2 separate regions of the Homo sapiens genome follow, and region 2 is linked to region 1. A link is an interaction called in ENCODE POLR2A ChIA-PET data of the cell type or tissue named here. Cell type or tissue: MCF 10A. All regions are shown on one strand. Each heading gives the region's core, and the rest is flanking DNA. Links, peaks and the distances in the headings are about the cores only.

Region 1 (10,354 bases), core at 1,565-9,564:
ATTTTTGCTCTTTTGACCCAAATTTAACCAAGGTATTTGCTAAGCTTGAAAAATCCAAGGCATTACAGTGAAGACAATAATATTAAGTATCTTTCACAAAAATAAACTCAGTTCATCCTGTCTACTTATGAGGAGGCACAACTATTCTTACAAACAACACTGAGGCAGAAAGGTTAAGTGACTCGCTCAAAGTCACAATCTGGTGGGACAGTGAGGATGCAAACCCAGACAGTCCGGCTCTAGTGTTCTCTCACGGAAAGCAGCTTGAGGCTAAAAAAATTCATGCAAAGGTTTAAATTACAAAAATTAATTAATACAGGAAAGTGAACACAACTTAAAGATGAGACAACAAATGTATCCTTGACATAAAAACGGTATCTTGAAAAACATGATTTCAAGGAAAGCTAGAGTGAAAAATGAAAAGACTGAAGAAGGAAGGAAGGCAGATTATTAAAGGCTTCTTTTCATAACCTGTATGGTTAGTATTTGCTCAAAAGGAAGAAGAAAACACTAGGAAAGTATGAAAGGCCTCACCACTTCAAAGAAGAGAGGTGGAGCCCACTGATAACGGGATGGCTGTCCAGCTTTTATTTTAATTAAGTGGGACAAATAGTGAAATAAATTTTGGGTCTAAACAAATACAAAGTGTTTAAACTAAGTTTCTACATTCTTTAAGAACTAATGCTCCAAAGACCTTTACTTCCAACTTACTGTACCAGCAGCAAAATGCCAACAAGTGTTGTCAGTTAAACGCCATGTGAGTCAAACTGTAAAGAAATATTAAGTCTTATTCCTTTTCCCAGGGAAATAATAGGGCATTCGTTCTTCTTCCCCAGTAACTGACTGAAGACTTTTTGGGGCCAGAGAGTCAGTAGGTTTTGAAATAGCATACAGACAGCCCTTTGTGGGTTCCTGCAACACTGTGGTGTATGGGAACTGTGACTGTCCAGATACGGCACCTCTGCAAGAGAGAAAGCCCCGGTGTTTTCCACCGACGGCCACATGGAGCCCGTGCGACCACAGCCCTTGGTGCTGAATCTCATGTGTATCTGGGCAATTCCTCCCCATTAAGGGCGCCTGTGGGACTTGACGGGACCTCCGTTTGGGGAGGCAATACTGGCCAGGGAGAGAGGTGAAGAACTCAGCCGATTATGTCTTCAGAGGGAGGAATGTGTATCTTAGAATAGTACTATTGTTAGATGGCACTCTGTTCACCCGTATGAATTTAATAGTGTCCAACTCCCTATTAATTTTCGTCAATGACTGTATAAAATCAGAAGGAAAAAACAGCTACCAGGCATGAAATTCAAAGCAAATGCAGCCATGCATCACTCAGCAGTGAAGTTCATTTGATATGTAAAGGTGTAGGCCCGCCTACAACTGTCACATTAGTGACACTTAAGTGAGTGTGTTTGGAATGGGGTGATGGACTTCACCAGACACCTTTCCCCAGCCCTCTCTGCCATATGGTTCTACTTGTTTCTCTCTTCATCTTTGAACCACTAAAAGAAAGTATTGCCCTCTAAAGCCTGTAGCAGTGGTGTGAACAATAGTTTCTTTTTAGAGGGAAAAGTCTTACACATTTATTTAAGTAACCCTGGGAAGCAGGGGGGCATGCTATTGACAAGCACTGCTCTAAGCCCTTTACAGGGGGGATTTGTATTATTATCATCCCATTTTACAGATGATTGACTAGGGCACAAAGTAGTTCAAGGATTTGCCCCAAATTGAGTTGGGATGTGAACCTCAGTGTGCACTCTGCCTTAAGTGATGTCATTTGCCCGCCATTCACAGACCTCTATTTACCAAGAGTTGACCTCCAACTATAATTAAAATGGATGGACACTTTTACCTAATGGCAGAAAGATAATTCCCCAGCCAAAAAACGGTTAAATTGGTATCAAGAGAGGTAAGAGGGTTATTACACAAATTCTAGAAGAATCAATTTGTTCATTTAGCAGGATTTACATACAACATATTATTCTTCAGTTAAAATACTAATGATAAAAATTAGCACTGGAGGAAAGGGTGGGTTTACAAAGAGCTAGGTAAGAGAGCAGTTACCAGAAACAGTGAAGTTGGCTGCTTACAAGAATTCTATGGTCGTTCAATAAAGCAACATAAAGCTTTGTTATTTATAGGAACTACTTACAAATTCTTTCTTCTTGTCTTAAAGAAATAGATCATAATTTTAAATATATGAGCACTTATGACTTACATTTGTAAAATTTTTAACTTTTTATTTCAGAATTCTTTTAGATTTCTAGAAAAGCTGTAAATAGCAGAGTTCCCTTATACCCATCTCCCAGTTTCCCAGTTGTTAACATCTTACATTATTTTGGTACATTTGTTATGATGAACGAATCAATACTGTTATGTTATTAACTAATGTCCATACTTTATTCAGATTTCCTTAGTTTTTAATGGAATGTCCTTTTTCTGTACAGGATTCCACCCAGGGTACCACATTCCATTTAGTTGTCATGTCCCCTAAGGCTCTTACGGTCTGTGATTTTTTTTTTTTTCTCCGACTTTCCCTGCTTTTGATGACCTGGACAGCTTTGGGTACCAGTCAGGGATTTTGCAGAATGTCCTTCATTTGGAATTTTTCTAATGTTTTCCCCTAATTGTACTGGGGTTATAGATTTGGAGAGGAAGCCTGCAGAAGAGTCATTCATAGCCGGGGTACAAGCTACCCACAGGACTTACCACTGTTGATGGTGACCTTGGTGACCTAGGGAGGTAGTGTTTGCCAGGCTACTCCATTGTAAAATTATTTGTCCCTGTCTTTCCATAAGATACCTTTTGCAAGTGAGTCACTAAATGCAGCCCACATCCAAGTAGGAAGGTGGTGGGACACTGACTTAAACTCTTATAAAGATAAATTACTTTTTCAAGTAAAGATTTCTTTACAAAAATGGACATTCACTAATGTATTTGGTAAGTTGTTTTGTAGAGGTATTGCATCTACAAGGGGACAGGAAATTATGCATCTTCCCCTATTACTGTGCTTCTATCAAGCTGGTAAGTTTCTCTCTCAAGTAAAGCAAACACAGTCATTAACTTATCTGCCCAGATCATGGCTGGTAAATACCTGGCATCTCCTCATGCATTCAGTGCAGATAACGATAATTGATAATGGCTCTTAAAATGCAGATGCAGTTCTATACATAATGACATGGAAGGGTGATCATCAAAAGCAAGTTCCACAGTAATAGCAGGAGTAAGCTCCATTTACATAAATTTATTTGCATCAGAAAAGCCTTCAAGGATAATGACGAAATGTTAATGGTGATTATAGCTGATGAATTTGGGGAGACTTTATTTCTTGCTTTTCTACATTTTCTTATTTTCCCATAACCATCATATGACATTTATATACCATTTAAAAATTCTAAATGAAAAAAAGATATAGATTCGTCAATCTGATTCCGCATTTTCCCCCACTACATTCAGAGGAACACGCGCTCCTGTGCCAGCAGAATGGCTCTAGCAAAACAACGTTCCCGAAGGCTCAGACAATGATTTAGCCACTTTTCACTTCACTCCTGAGTCACCACGGAGGCCCAGCTTCATCCTCCCATCTGGTTTTAACCTCTCTTTACCCAAATATTACTCACTTTGCCTCCTAGAACTATTCTGGTCTGGGTGGCATAAAGTAGGGCACAGAACCGTTTTAGAACTCCTGAGTAACCCACTAGGTGCACAACTTCTTAACAAGTTAAGGATTTCGTCACCAAGCGGGGGAGACCTCACGTGTCAACACACAGTGTCTGGGCTCTGCCACACAGTTCCAGCACTGGCCCCACTGTTGGTGGCAGTGTGCAGTGCCAAGCAGGTCCAGAAGGAGGCAAAGCCTGCTGCTCTGCTACAATGGAAACCAGACTCACTGATGCTCACATGACTGACCGTGGTCAAGCACAACTAGAATCCCTATCTAAGGGACCCTTTGTCACAGCCTGTTTCACAAATGCAAAGCTCAAAGCAGCAGCAAATGGCACATTCACAATGAGTCCCATCAGAGAAACAGTAATGTGACAAACGGCACCAATGTGTCTTCATGGTTATCGCCCGTGAAAGGAAGGGACTTATTGGGCATTCACTCTACTTGCTACTATCCTCACTGCTTTTAAAAAAGCTGTTTTGGCTGGGTGCGGTGGCTCACGCCTGTAATCCCAGCACTCTGGGAGGCTGAGGTGGGTGGATCACCTGAAGACAGGCGTTCGAGACCAGCCTGGCCAACACGGCGAAACCCCATCTCTACTAAAAATACAAAAATTAGCCGGGCGTGGTGGCACATGTCTGTAATCCCAGCTACTTGGGAGGCTGAGGCAGGAGAATTGCTTGAACCCGGGAGGCAGAGGTTGCAGTGAGCCAAGATTGCGCCACTGCACGCCAGCCTGGGCAACAGAGCGAGACTCTGTCTTCAAGAAAAAAGAAAAGCTATTTCACTGAAAGCTACAGATGGATTTGCCTGGGCAAGCGATGTTGTCACACAGTTTCCTGTGTCCTGCCACTCCCCTGCAGAAATCCTTTCACAAAGTTATTCAACAGCCTTTCAGTGATGATGTGTCACAGAAATACACCTCAGCATCAAAAGCAGACATTTCACATTAACTACCCAATAAAGAAGAAATCACATTATTAAAGTATCGCACTTTAAACATTTGCCATGATTGGGAGCCAGTTAATTCTCTTGAAAATGAAGTTTTACACAGAACCCTGAAGCACAGAACAAAATAAAAGCACTCTGGAAAGTATTGAAAGATAGATCCCTGAAAGTCAGTTTCCAAAGAGAAAATCCTTGAGAGAAGGGAAAAGCAAAAAAGGGAAAGAAAAAAGCTATCTCAAAAACATCGTTATCTGTGCCAGTCTGCCCAGGCCCTCTGTTTTTAAATACAATGAAGCTCACCCAACTCATGATGTTTGCAGACAGAAGGGTCTTGCACAACTGTGTCCAGTGGCTGAAGCGGGAATGGGAATCTACTCCCACACCATAGGAGGCCTCCACCTCACTGTACTTTTCACTTAAGAATCTGGGCTGCTGCCTCTGCCTGGAGTCCTTAATGGCTCAACAAGAGACCAGCAAGAGCAGGAGCAGATGCCATTGTAACCAATTTCACTTTGAAGTCACACTGGACCACAGGGGAAGAGCTAAATATAGGAGGAGGCAGGACACAGTTCACAGCTGCGCTGGAGAGAGAACAGAGCAGCCGGGGCTCGGCCTTCTTCTCGCTCCTGGTGGCCGCTCCTTCCCCAGCCCGAGCCCATCTGCAGGCACAACAGCACCTTCCACAGCACAGAATCACAGAACACTGAAGACAAAGTGACCTCACGGATTGCCTCCCCACTCCCTCATTTTGTGGGCTTTGCAAAGCACAGTCATGTACCGCATAGGGATATTTCGGTCAACAATGGACCACATACATGACGGTGGTCCCATAAAATCATGATGGAGCATATACAGAAATCTGATGCATGGCACTTGATATTGGCAGTGCAGATGAATAAGGGGAAATGTCTGATATTCAGTAATGGTGCTGGGACATTTGGTTTTCAATATGAAAATATATATATATATATGAATAAAGATATATATCTAGGATTGTGTAAGTATACTCTATGATGTTCACGCAATGACGAAATTGCCTAATAACACATTTCTCAGACCATATCCCTGTTGTTAACTGATGCGTGACTATAGTCTAGAATTCTGCTTTCTGACTCGTTTATAAATCCACTGCAAAGCTCAGAACCAGAGAGTGTGCCCAACAGCACCAAAATGCCAAACGATAAGCGTACATCCACCCACAATTCACTGACAGGGTGTCTACACTCAGATTCTTCTTTGGAGCTTATTTATTTCACATTCAAACCTAAGCAGTTTGATGATGTCATTTGCAATGCTCTTGAAAAACTAAGTAGCTCATCAGAAAAGGTGGAGGAAATAAATCACTTGCAGAGGAGTCTTTAAAACTACCAAGAAGTGACAGTTGAGAATTCAAGAGAAAAACTACAAGTAGCAGTCAAGAAAACTAACAGAATCTAGCAACCTAAAATCATCTCGGGGAACAGACCCTGGGGACATTAATGAATCAAATGGTGGTGACCGGGGTGCACAAAACAACAGTTTTTCATTCCACTTACACTCAGACATGTGCAACAGCATATGAATGAGACGCTGGCACTAAGTTTTGGCATAAATATGAACATATATATAATTTTATGTTCTAGTATTTCAAAGTCTGAATCACAAACTATTTACAAAACTCAGCTAGCCAGAATGACTAATTACCTGGGGATTTCAGGGCATAATAAATCCAACAGACTTTATTTTATTAAGAATTGGCAGCCATGGCTTCATCAATAAAAATAACCTTAATTAGGAAGCCTATCTCTCCATCTCCCTTTCCAAAAATAACTAACTTCCACCTAGAGAGCATCCTTGAGCAGTGTGATATAATGTGATACCTCTGCATGAACACGGGCATGAGGGTTATGAGTTATTTTCACAGCAGAGACAAAAAAGCAGGTCCAGGATTCTTTGATTCCACTGGCTGGAAGGAAGTAACTATGGTGTTAACACTGAGGCACACCTGAAGCCAAGACCGAAATTCAGGGTGGAGGAGAGGAAAGGAGACACAACAGGGGACCAAGATCTGTTGACAAAACTATTTCAGTCCTATTATGTCATCAGTATGAGGACAGAGAGACAATTCACACTAAGTGACCAGATGCAGTGTAAATATCTGTTTATTTAGCTTTATTGCATCAGATCATTTCTCTGATTCATGTTGTCATAATGTGATTACAAAAGACATGCTAAGTCTGGATTGATGCAAAAACAGGAGGGGGAATTATTAATAATCACAATTTATCTGGCAGACAAATTCTTTTAAGTCTATACTCCATGAGAAAAAGTAATAAACAGGCTTCACAGTGGTTTAACGTTATAAGGGACTGAAGTGGACAGAGTGACCTCCTAAGGTCTGTGTTACCCACCCTCCCCAACCCACTCCAATAAAACAAACTACAGTCAAAAATTACACAAATATTCTCAAGACAGAAACCAATACTGATGAAATTAAAATCTAAAACCATAAAAACCCTAGAAGAAAACCTGGGCAATACCATTCAGGACATAGGCATGGGCAAAGACTTCATGACTAAAACAGCAAAAGCAATGACAACAGAAGCCAAAAATGACAAATGGGATCTAATTAAACTAAAGAGCTTCTACACAGCAAAAGAAACTATCATCAGAGGCAACAGGCAACCTACAGAATGGGAGAAAATTTTTGCAATCTGTCCATCTGACAAAGGGCTAATATCCAGAATCTACAAGGAACTGAAACAAATTTACAAGAACAAAACAACCCCATCAAAAAGTGGGCAAAGGATATGAACAGACACTTCTCAAAAGAAGACATTTATGCGGCCAACAAACATATGAAAAAAGCTCATCATCACTGGTCATTAAAGAAATGCAAATCAAAACCTCAATGAGATACCATCTCACGCCAATTAGAATGGCGATCATTAAAGTCAGGAAACAACAGATGCTGGAGAGGATGTGGACAAATAGGAACATTTTTACACTGTTGGTGGGAGTGTAAATTAGTTCAGCTATTGTGGAAGACAGTGTGGCGATTCCTCAAGGATCTAGAACCAGAAATACCATTTGACCCAGCAATGTCATTACTGGGTATATACCCAAAGGATTATAAATCATTCTACTATAAAGGCACATGCACACATATGTTTATTGCAGCACTATTTACAATACCAAAGACTTGGAACCAACCCCAATGCCCATCAATGATAGACTAGATAAAGAAACTACCATACATATACACCATGGATACTATGTAGCCATAAAAAAGAATGAGCTCATGTCCTTTGCAGGGACATGGATGAAGCTGGAAACCATCATTCTCAGCAAACTAACACAGGAACAGAAAACCAAACGCTGCATGTTCTCACTCATAAGCAGGAGGGAGAGCTTTAGGACAAACACCTAATGCATTCAGGGCTTAAAACCCAGATGATGGGTTGACAGGTGCAGCAAACCACCATAGCACAAGTATAACTATGTAAAAAACCTGCATGTTCAGAACATGTATCCCAGAACTTAAAGTAAAAAAAAAAATAAATAAATAAAAGTACAGTGAGCTCCCAGCTATCTGTGCTAGAAGCAGAATAGTTTATGCACTGAGAAAAAGGAGGAGGAGAGTAGCGGGGCCCACCCTCTGCCTCCTCAGGCACTCTGTGAGGTTATCCCTGGATCCCTGGGAGCAGGAAGAGGGCTGACGGGTGAAACTGAAGACAGAAAAATATAGCTCTGAAAAGTAAGCTGCACTATAATGAAGGCGTGAAGGACACCAGCTGCACCCAATAAGAAGGTGGTGAGAGGTGCCGGAGTGTTTTCCTCGGCATGTGTTACTGACACATGTGGAACCTGTTTCTCTGTAGGTCTTTAAATCAGAGAAGATTCTCCTAGCCCTGGGATAATTAGGGACACTTATTTAAAGGTTGAGGATTCAACTACATGACCTCTGAAGAATGCATCCTTCAAGCCTGAAGATATACGTAAAGCAAAAACCATTTATTTGACATAGAATTAAATAATTTATCACTTGTGTCTTAACATTTAAGCCCATCTATAGAACTACATGAAAACAAAATTTGTCTGTTGTGGTAATTCAGGCATTCTTTCAACAAAGATTTAACATGTCCAACACATACAGCAATGCTGGAGAAGCAAAGTACAGAAAGATTAGAGAGGTGAGGGAAACACAGAATTTTCCACTGTAAGCAGCATAAGAGATTATTCAGAGGAATAGGAGGAGGACAGAATTAATCAGGGAAGACTTCTTACAAGGGATGAAATCTAAATCAAGTCTGAATTTGTGATGATCACAAATTGGCAGACAAAGAATGACAGAAAGAGAAACCAAAAGGGCATTTACACATTAAGGACTACCCATAAACAAAGGCATGGAATTGCAGTTTTCTAAAGAAAAAATTAGCCTGGAAGCTATGGAGGGACCATGATGGAGAACAAGGTCAGGCCCAGTGGACTATGGCCTTGGACACTCTGAGGAAGGTGCTCCAACACAAAGCAAAACATTGTGACTGGTTCTTAAAAAACTACTCCCGAGACACATGCAAACGCCCATGGCTCTTCCTTACCTTTCCCATAGAAGAATTTGCGGTAATAATAGGCCCCAAGGTCAATGTGTTCTATGATGTAGCGCTTCACTTTCTCCCTGTGAATAGGCTGGTTTTCTCTGGGCACTTCCAAGACGGAGACACCTGCATTTGTGCAGTGAGAGCTGAGTGACGATTCGAAAGAGCAGCTTTCCCCAGAACTGAAAGAGGATGAGTTGGCTCGAGAGAGCGCAATCCGCCTGTCGCCTTCCCCTCCAGTCTCATTTCTAAAGTAAGGACAACTAAGGACGAGGTCGTTACTTTTCCCATCACCCTCATCGGCATCCAGGTTCTCTTTGGAGTTGAGGTCCTCCTTGCTCCCTAAAGGGGACTCACAGTTGCCTGTCTGGCCCGTAGGCATCTGAGTCTGGGATGCTGCAGATGCCCCAGTGGTTATGTTTTTCCTTTTCCCCACATTAGCCCTCGTAGCCATGGCTTCGTTGATATTAAACAAAATGCTCTGGACATCATAATGTGCAAAACATCGCTGACAATTCCAAGGGCGAATGCCCCTCTCCAGTCGGCTCTCCTCCAGCTCAGACGTGAACTTGAAAGTTTCGTGCTCACTTTTAACAGTTCGAAGCTTTCGGAAGAGAGATGTTTCCACCGACTCTGATTTCAACCTCCGTTTGAAAGGCTTGTCCCTGTCTCTCCCCATCAGGAGGGCACTGTCCACATAATCTAATCCTGAGATGCGGACAAATTCTCCCCTAGAAATCTGTGCTGCTGCATGAAGGCTCGGAGAGATTGCAGGGTCACAGCGGAAAAATTCAGGGAACCCAAAAGGGACCATTGCTTTGTGGTCATAATTTTCTACTCGGTACCCTCTGAGCATAGCAAAAAAGTTTTCACCAGATAAGCCTTGCCTGTCGATGGATGAAGTACTTCCATACTCCCTGTGCAGGGCAGCCCCGGTGTTGGGGTTGACTGCATTTTGGTCTAAGACATCTTCGGCATCAATGTCACTGATAGTGACATCACTATTGCTCCTCTGTCTTATGGGGTGAAGTCCTCTTTGGGGGGAATGGACAAAGATGTCTCCGATTGTGTACTTGGCCTCCACGAAGTCCAGATCGAGCTGTTCATCTTGCTGACCTTCACTCTGGTCACTCTGCCCATTCTGCAGGACAGAAGTGATGCTTTC
Region 2 (10,354 bases), core at 1,591-9,590, 87 kb before region 1:
GGACAAATGCAGCTCTTACCAGATCTCTAACAGTTACAGCTACGCCAATTTTCCATGCTACCTACCACCTTTAGAAGTTGGGGTAATATTCCACCTAATTATTCCCTGCCTCTATTTTGAAGGGAACCCAGTAATGGATATATTGTCCACATTGTTTCCACCCTCCCTTCTCCACATGCTCTTCTTTGAAACAACACTGGTTCTTCCTTATTCTACTTGTTCTGTGTGTGATGTGCTTGTCCTTGCCAAGAGGTTAACCAGCAGAGGAGGGAAGCAGCAACGCAGGAGTGGGAGGTGGGAAGGAGGGCACGCAGCACTCACTGTTTCCCAGGAGCATCCTTGCTCCCTACTGGGCAAAGACTGGGCTGAACTGGCTGTCGGGTCCTGTCTCAGTTGCTTAGGAAGAAAGGGTTCCAGAAAGGTAAAGAAAGACCCTCAAGCAGAAAGGTAAAGAAACCCAGGAATCTTCCTTCACTTAAAAAACACTTCCTTCTCTCTCTGCAACTCATATGCTGCTTTGCTCAAGGCAAGTTTTCTGCACCGAGTGTAAAGAAATTAAATATGGAGGCAGCAATTACTTTTGTCACTGATTTCCACATGGCTGGGCTCTTCGGGAAACGGTGCAAGAGCGGCATAGCTCTGTGAGGGCCGCGGAGGTCAGGCAGGCTGGAATCTGGGCCCACTGCAGCACTGTCCTCCCTCCTTCCCTCACTGGAGGGGAAGCATCAGGGAGCGGAATGGAATTCTATTCAGATACACGGCCATTTCTACAGAAAGTACATTCTGTTCATCATGTTTTACTAAGAAATGCCAACTCGTGAATTTTCCTTGTGTTTATAAAGAAACAATCCTTCATTCCAGCTTCTGGCATTCTTGAAGGCTAAAATCAAGCCTAACACACATTCTATGTGCTACTTTTCCCCCTAAGACCACTATACAACAAGATCCTTACTTGGCGATAACAGGAGACAGGAAAAGAGAAAAATAACACAGTAGACAAGAGGGGTAAAATGCAATGAGAACAGAGGGGATGGCGGCCAGTGCCCTGATTCACAAGCTGGGATGTGAGATTAATGTCCCTTGCTTCCCCTTCCCCTGGTCCCTCCTGCAGCTGTGTGCATCTTTCCCCAGTACTCAATAGAGTGGTTTCCTGACAGTCTTGAGTGAAATAAGCTCTGACAATTCCTAAGCACCTCTAAAGTTCCTGATACGTGGCCATTCATAATTTTGCCAAGGCACAAACATGAATCTTTGTGGCCCACAGTGCGTGAGTGGGCCCGGCTGCCCACGGAGCAGGCCAGCCAACCAGCTCTGAAGGTCTCTGCCTGCTACCCCCTACGCAATGCATGCAGAGACCCCACACAATGTGGCACTAATGGCTCTCGGATCTGAGATGGTTTCGGGGTGTATATTTCACAACCAAAGGCAAGCCCAGACAACCCCTCACCACTTTTAATTTGTATGGCTGGCCAAGCAGGGAGCAGAAGCAAAGGACATTTGTTGGTGACATTTTTTCTTTATTACAAAATATTGTCCCCCCTCCTCCAGTGGTGAATGGGACTTCTATTTGATACTGCAGAACTGGCAAAGAAGGTTAGCACAGATGAGATGTCTCCTTTTCTCATGAGTTTACCTGAAGCACTGTCCACTCAGCAGTCTACCACAATGTATTTGATAAGTGACTACTGCCTGCCACGTGATGGGGGCACAACAGTGGGTAGGGCAGACAAGGCCCTGCTCTCATGAAGCTTTACATCAAAGAAAAGACAATAAATGAATAAACAAGAAAATACAAGGAGTGATTAAGTCTTCTGCAGAAAGCAAAACAGGGTGATGTGACTGTGAAGCTTGGTGGCACATTTGGGGGAGGCCTGTCCAAGGAGGGGACACTTGGCTGAGACACAAATGATGAGAAGCTTCTTAATGAAGAGCATAGTTTAGGAATAAAAGCTATGAAAATATGGGGATTTAAATCTAAAATCCATCATTTTTCCATAAGCAGGAAGACTTCCAATGGCAGTCTTGTTAGACAAAGAGCCACCTATAGATCTCCATGAATAATCAACATGAAAAACACATACATTTTCTTTTCCATTGATTAGAATATCATGTAACTGGGAAAATTACTATTCTGTTTTTGTTTTTGTTTTTTTGAGTCTCTGACATGGTCCGGATGTTGTCCCCTCTAAATCTCATGTTGAAATGTAATTCCCAGTGTTGAAGGTAGGGCCTCGTGGAAGGTGTTTGAGTCATGGGTGGATCCCTCATGGCTTGATGCTATTCTCATGATAATGAGTGAGTTCTCGTGAGAGTGAGTTCTCGTGAGATCTGGTTGAGTGTGGCATCTCGCCATGGACTCTGTCTTGCTCCTTCTCTTGCTATGTGACACTCCTGCTCCCCCCTCTACCTTCCACCATGACTGTAAGCTTCCTGAGGCCCTCACCAGAAGCTGATGCCAGCACTATGCTTCCTGAACAGCCTGAAGAACCAAAAGCCAATTAAATCTCTTTTCTTATAAATTACCCAGCCCCAGATATTTCTTTATAGCAATGCAAGAACAGCCTAACACAGATTCTAAACTAGCCAAAATTATATGCAATACTTTTATCACTACCCCCATCACCCAGATGATGTTTACCGAGCATCTTCTATATTCCAGGAACTACTGGGTACTACATCAGAACCTAGGGAGAGAATAACTAGTAAGACACAAGTTCTATCCTTCAAAGAGCCCTGTCAACAAACAGATGAATACTGTTGGTGTTGGTCTGAGAGGGGTTTGGAGTAGGATATGCACAGTGCTGGCTGAGCGCGGTGGCTCACACCTGTAATCCCAGCACTTTGGGAGGCCAAGGCAGGCAGATCACCTGAGGTCAGGAGTTCGAGACCAACCTGGCTAACATGGTGAAACCCCATTTCTACTAAAAATACAAAAAATTAGCTGGGTGTGGTGGTACATTCCTGTAATCCCAGTTACTCGGGAGGCTGAGGCAGGAGAATTGCTTGAACCCGGGAGGTGGTGGCTGCAGCGAGCCAAGATCACGCCACTGCACTCCAGCTTGAGCAACAAGAGCGAAACTCCGTCTCCAAACAACAACAAAAAAAGATACACATAGTGCAGACCTGAAGGAGCAAGAGCAATTGATCACCTGTGCTTTGTGATGCCACAGTGGCTGGAACTGTCTTGTCTCCTCAGTTGTACGGTTTTATACGAAAGGCATCATTTGCCTCAGGTATCAAAGCCTGTTATTTTAAATCCAGCTCTCCCAAGCCTCAGGAGCCCGTACAACTCTTCTGGCCAATTAAGACAAGACTGTGGCTGGGCGTGGTGGCTCATGCCTGTAATCCCAGCACTTTGGGAGGCCGAGGCGGGCGGATCACGAGATCAGGAGATGGAGACCATCCTGGCTAACACGGTGAAACCCCGTCTCTACTAAAAATACAAAAAATTAGCCAGGTGCGGTGGTGGATGCCTGTAGTCCCAGCTACTCGGGGGGCTGAGGCAGGAGAATGGCGTGAACCTGGGAGGCAGAGCTTGCAGTGAGCCGAGATTGTGCCACTGCACTCCGGCCTGAGCGAAAGAGTGAGACTCCGTCTCAAAAAAAAAGAAAGTGCCAGCCTAGGCAAGTGGGTGGCACAAGTGTGGGGCACATTTGCAGGCTCCCCACACGAAGCACGGTGACCTCCTGGCATAACAAGTTTCTCACAGAGTTTTTCCAAATGGAAACCCGAACCAATTTTGCATATGGTATCACATACTAATGTCAAACAAGATGAGACATTTAGTGAGTAGAAAACAATAGTAACTGAATTTACTTCATACCCATAATATTTCTTGGGAGTTCTCAGGATGAGTTAAAAAACAGGAGAGAGGGGAGGACACTGTCTGAAAGCATTTTTTGGGCACAGTTGGGTAGATGCCATCCTACCTCACTTCTGGAGAAGACACTTCTCCGTGCTCACAATTCTTACTGCCCATGTTGCATACGGACCTAAGTCAGCCTTTCGAGAGACTCATGAATTCTGAAAGGGGGGTAGTATCAGGGAACCACTGCCTGCGCACCTGCTCTGGCTTGCGCACCTGCTCAAGCGACATTGATCTTGTGGCTTCCCGTCTGTTTACCCAAAACCTGAAATCACAGTAACCATCTTTACTGAGTCTGAGTTTATTGCTATTATTATAAATGCCAAGGAGCCTCTCAACAGCATTTCCTGGTGGTCAGATATCTGAGGTTTCACAATTACACTTTTCAGAAACCGATGTTTATTACAGGGAAGACTGAGGACATTTGAAAAAAGAGAAAGAAGTATTACACTGAATAACACTGCCTAGTCAAATACTGAATAGTCAAAACCCTGTTTGCAGATGGATGGATACCTTGCCATGCCACCCTTGGCAAAGATTCTTCCTCTGGTGGTTGGTAGTCCTTATCATCTACAACACAAAACCACCGAGGCTACACATGTGGTCTGAAGCAACATGTGCAAGTATTACATTATAACTAAAATACCAGTTTATTTTATTTATTCTAAACTCTCCCACTCTCCCACTTTTTAACTTCAAGGGGCATTCTTTGTGATGTGCGTAGGTCAGAACTATAGGATTTGAAACCACACATAATATTCTCTATTTTCATTTTTGAAATCTAAGAATTCTCATCAGTCCATTCTGATAGGAAGATTTCAGAGTTTTGATCTCCGTTCCATAAAAAACCAAAAAATTATCTTTAAGCCTGTGAGCCTGCCAATGCTTGGGATTGTGCTGAATGAACCCAGGTGTCTACCTGCCAAGGAATAAAAGGAAAATATGACTGCTTTTCAGTGTCACTGGTTATGTGGCCTGTGAACTGTGTGTTCAAAAGCCCACTGTCATTTTTTTTTCTCACCTGGGCCCTTAAATAAATTTTCTTCTGCAATCTACCAATGACAAAAACAAAGGTCCTAAAGGCAAGGCAGAAATGTTTCAGAAATATTCTCAACTGCTGGATCAGGTGATATTTGCATACCTCCAAGTTGAAGACATAAAGATACAGCACATTGCAGTGACTTCACAGGAAATATACATGAATCATGACATGAATTACATCCAAAATGAGCTTGTTAAGTATGAAGATTAAGATCTTAGTCTCAAGAGAAGAAAGATTGAGACAGATTCAAATCTGTAACTTTTAAAAGCTAAAAATACCTGAAAGAGAAGCCTGTGACTATGATAATTACATGTAGAAAAGGTGCAGAGATTAGGTCTTCCAATATTCACTGGGAAGAGATGGGCAGTTACTGGTGCTTTGCCCTGCTACCCTCCCTCCAAATTATAAACAAAATCTGATTGAGTCTCTCCTGGTGAAAGATTCTCTTTTCCCTATGAATGCTCTATGTTTTAAAGTTTAAAAGAAGAGTATCTGTGCTTTCTGAGTTTTCTGCCCAACTCTATCTACACAGCAATTCAAAACCATCTGGAACCAACCTCTGCTCCAAGTTTTGAAGTGAAGCTATATCTCTCTGAGAAACTAAGAGAAACTACTGGGCAACTTCAAATATTCCTCATTTCTCGCTCAAAGACATCTTCTGGGCATTAACACTCACATTTCAGCTTTTTGGGCTGCTCTAGTTTTTGACTGTCAAACTATTCTTAAAGAGTGGTATCTTCTTAGAGAGGGTCTACAGAATGGCCAGAAACCATAGAAAGAAGAGGATTATTAAAACCTGTCTTGAGTAGATCTTAATGGTGCAAAAGTGATACATACTCGGTAGAAATCATAATTCAAATTTTGAATTTTGAACTTTTCCCTGGCTAGTGATAGGCGGTATGACACTCTGTCGCAATGCTGAACTGGCAGTGAGTCACAGCTCCCAGTCAGCCACGCACGAGATTCCATGGGTAAATAACTGATATTGTATAGTGTATTGTGTTGCAAGATGATTTTGCCCAATTAGAGGCTAATGCAAGTGTGCTGAGTACGTTTAAGGTAGGCTAGGAAATGCTATGATGTTCAGTAGGTTAGGTCGCCATATACGTGGTCAACTTACAATATTTTCAACTTATGGTGGGTTTATCTGGACATGGCCCCATCGTAAGTCAAGGAGCATCTATAATCACATAGGCGATTGTGGTAGTCAGAAGGCCAGGGAACTAGAGGCCTCCAAACAATTAGATTCTGGAAGCTTAAACTTTCCATGGACAGGAGGTTGGAAATCAGAAGTCTTTAGGGGAATACACTTCAATACAAATTACCTCCAGTTTTCTGATTTATATTTTGTTAGTTCATCCATCAAGCCTAGAGAACTTTTTCCGAGTAGTTTCTTAAGTGTAGCTATTGGAGGAGATGTATCACCAAATAAGAAGGTTTCTTTAAAGAGAGCAAATGGCAAGGAAAACTCTTAGTGCTTTTTCTAGAGAAGTAAAAATGAAGACAAGTGAGGCAGTTTTCAGCTAGGACAGTGAATGAACAGTATAACTTGACTGTTTCCTAATTGTGCCTTTGAACACATTAAAAAAGGATACAGTTCTCCAGTATATGACTAAACAAACTACGGTACATCTAGATGACGCAATATTATTCAGCTGTAAAAAGAAATGAGCTATCAAACCATGAAAAGACATGGAGGAAGTTGAATGCTTATTACTAAGTAGAAGAGGCCAGTCTGAAAAGGCTGCATACTGCATGATTCCAACTATACGACATTCTAGAAAAGGCAAAACAATGGAAATAGTAAAAAGATTAGTGGTTGCCAGGAGCTAGAGGGGAGGGAGGGATGAACACGCAGAGCACAGAGGATTTTTAGGGCAGTGTAACTACTCTGAATGATACTGTAATGGCGGATACATGTCATCTTACACATTTTAGAAACACACAGAATGTACACCACCAGGAACGAACCCTAATGTAAACCAGGGCCTTTGGGTGATAAGGATCTGTCCACATAGGTTCATCGATTATAACACATGTACCACTGCCACTCTTTGAGGGCAGGGGTTTGTTGACAGTGGGGAAAATGTGTTGAGGAGGTATATGGAAAACCCCTGTATTTTTTGGTGTGAACCTAAAACTGCTCTAAGAAGTCTATTTTTTTTTAAGTGAAGCTAACAAAAAAAAAAAAAAAAAAAAAAAAAAAAGGACATACATCTTTCACCTGGAAACAAAATGAAGGGTAGAATGTAAGACCAACATAACACACGTACCACAGAGAGTTCACAAGCACACTTCAAACACTGTAAATGAAATAACACTTGCAGGAAAATAGAGGTTCATTGGTTTTACAAAAGCTTTTAAGAGGACATTGAAGTTACCTTTTACAAAAAAGAGAAAACAGCTGGAGAAATATTAGGAAAGTGGCCTAGGTCTGGCTGACCTTTCACATGGTTGTCAAGAAGGCGTTTAAAGGTTTCTTCAATTTAGGTAAATGGACTCTTTATAACAGGCAGGTTATTATGTTACTTAAAGAAGTAGATTAAGAATTTTATGAGATAAGGTTCATTTCCAATTATGTTAAACATTGGAAATATTATTAGAACTTTGATTTCATTTAGCCTGGGACTTCTAAGTGTATTATGAAGTTCGAATTGGTTCTAAAGATATTTTCTGTGATGAAATGAAAAAAAACTTGGCAATGAATAGATTTCTGATTAAATTCCCATTTTTTCTGTACAAAAATAACTATGTATAAAGGAAATAAGGCTAACATAAAAAAAAGTGCCCTTAAAAACTGACATTAATGAAGACTTGACACTACATAAAAATCAAAGATTTTTAGGATTTGAAGGAAAATCATCTAGAAATCGTCAGGTTGACCTGTGACTAGTAAGTTGAAATAAGCGGGGACACAAGAGAACACACGTCATCTGCACAGGAACACAAAGCCGCCCACGGGTAAAGCCCAGTCTACAAGCCAGGTCTCCCGAGGCACACGTGCCACCTCCCCATCTCCAGGTACTGAACTGCACGAAGAAACTGAAGGCTAGAAAACCAGATGTCCCTCCTTGCTGTCACCCACTGGAAAACCCACTCCTTACATCAGTCTTTTCTTTTTTTTTTTAAATCAGGCTAAAGACATTTTTTTCCTTTATAGATATGATAGCTGAGATATGATGCAGAAGTCACTATTGGACTTGACAGAAATATCTAACATGAGTTTCTCAATTGCTTTCAAAATAGGTAGTGTTACCTAACTTTTTCAAAATGTCCACTCTGGGGCTTCTATATTTGAAAATTATTTAAAACACCAAATAATATATATTTAATAAAAACAAAAACAAACTCCTAAATCACTCCACCCTCAGAGCTCAATGAGGCAGGAGTTGTGCGATCAGCCCACCCTCGGCGCTGGCCAGGGAGCAGCCAGCCCCTCACTTACTTCTCAGGCTCCCCATGCTGGGTGCGGGGTGGGCCCGCGGAGGCAGCGTGCTGTGGTAGGGTGGGGTGGTGCTGAACAGAATGTCGTTGGGCAGGGCCTGGTCAAGCACGGAACTCCGGGAACTGCCAAAGGAGGACCCCCTCCTGTTGCTGCAGATGCTCTCGTCAGACAGCGTGCGGTAAAGCGACCTCCTTGGAGACAGGTTCCCATAGAACGAAAACTAGGGTTTAAACAAGGTGCGAGGAGGGAACAGACATTAAAAAAACGAATGCACGGGGCTTGTTGGACTAAGTCCAGTGGTTTCACATACTATTGTGATAGCTTCTTTGAGTTTTCTCTGTTAGCTCAAGAATGCCAAACGCAGCATGCAGGGGATCAAGGCAAATACACCAGGGCTTGGGTGCAGTTATTAGATTTTATGTTTTCCTCCTTTGACATTCTATGAAATATTATCATGAATTAGACATGCACAGCTTTATTAACTCTGAAATGTTAAATAAAACCTCCATAACCTTATAGCAGTGATAGTTCCTGGAGTTATATAAGGTTGCCATTTCAGGCAATAGTTATTCAAAGCTCCACATAATACTGGTTTGATTTTAATTTGAAATGACTACATTGTAATATTAGGCAATTTCTCTACCAATCAACTACATGTGAGGTTCAATCTAATCTAAATAATAATAAGACTAATTGTGAACATTGAAGCTTTGCCGGCCACATAAACACATTTCCAAAAATCAGCAGCAGTCCAATAAAGTCTTACTGTCCACTTAAAAGTGTCACTTGTGGCCGGGCACAGTGGCTCATGCCTGGAATCCCAGCACTCTGGGAGGCAGAGGCTGGTGGATCACGAGGTCAGGAGATCAAGACCATTCTGGCTAACATGGTAAAACCCTGTCTCCACTAAAAATACAAAAAATTAGCTGGGCATGGTGATGCACGCCTGTAGTCCCAGCCACTAGGGAGGCTGAGGCAGGAGAATGGCATGAACCTGGGAGGCGGAGCTTGCAGTGAGCCGAGATCGTGCCACTGTACTCCAGCCTGGGCAACAGAGCAAGACTCCGTCTTGGAAAAAAAAAAAGTATCACTTGCCAAAGTCTGTATAATTGTTGAAAATTGAGTTACAATAATGGATCATAACCAGACTTAAATGAACCATTAAAATTATTGTTGTGTTTAATTACAGATAGGGTAAGGAAAATTCTTACTAAGAAATGAGTGGTCAAATACTCAAGAAAAGTTAAATCAAATCTGAATTTTCAACTACTTCCTTTGCATACTGAACCACAATCCTTTTAGGTAAACAATAGTAAAAGCCAGAATGTTCACATCATCAAACAAAGAAATGGCTATTTACATTTATGAATGTAGCAGTAAGTCTAAAAATATTCCTATTGTGTGTGTTCCTTCCATTCTGTCAAGTCTTTCCAACTGATGAAAGGTAACTGGAATGTGTGTGAGTTACAAAGTTAAATTTACATCATGAAAAGAAGGTGATTTGTCTTAGAAGAAAAAACACATGTCAAGAAGTTCAACCCTCCAAAAAGAAAAGCTATTTACACTCTTTGTACAACAGTCTGCCTTTGCACCCAAGCTTATACAGTATCATGTACATGACTTGATGTAAGTTTTTTAAAAAAGACTCATTATGATGGAGTTCTTATGGGATTCCCTCCTCACACACCACCAGCAGGTTCTTCAGAACTTGATTACAGGCATATCAGATTAAAGCAGCTTTGCAGTAGTGTCTAATTAGAGTGTTGTTCTAAAAACACAATTAGGTTAATTGCAGAATTGTTTTACTATAGGGAAGACAGAAGCACAAAGACCTGCAGTTTACCCTGATCATGGTCAGTATGGCAATACCTGATTTCCTTTTTCCTTTTCATATGAACAAGAGGGAGTGCTGGATTAGAAGTGAGAGACAAGGACTCAGTTGCTGACTCTGGCACCAAATATTTATGAAGAGCTCACATTTTACCATCTGGGGCCTCAGTTA

The links. Peaks named below come from ENCODE experiments on the same cell type or tissue, not always from the same donor. Only the 100,000 strongest peaks of a DNase experiment are listed, where the experiment ranks them.
Region 2: POLR2A ChIA-PET joins it to region 1 with 17 read pairs; 3 of 35 experiments call an interaction of 5 or more read pairs at or near these places.

The regions. Positions count from the first base shown.
Region 1 is chr1:232,504,665-232,515,018 of GRCh38, forward strand. SIPA1L2 (signal induced proliferation associated 1 like 2) reads right to left here. Exons shown (of 23, transcript NM_020808.5): 3 at 9,193-10,354. Among named protein-coding and RNA genes, the nearest start is that of SIPA1L2, 120 kb to the right of the region's middle. In MCF 10A, for the core only: a CTCF peak has its summit at 3,834; DNase peaks (open chromatin) are centred at 4,517, 4,967, 5,667, 6,747 and 1 weaker place.
Region 2 is chr1:232,417,237-232,427,590 of GRCh38, forward strand. It overlaps SIPA1L2 (signal induced proliferation associated 1 like 2), which reads right to left. Exons shown (of 23, transcript NM_020808.5): 18 at 8,353-8,572. Among named protein-coding and RNA genes, the nearest start is that of SIPA1L2, 210 kb to the right of the region's middle. In MCF 10A, for the core only: no CTCF peak of the experiment used is centred there; DNase peaks (open chromatin) are centred at 5,055 and 5,865.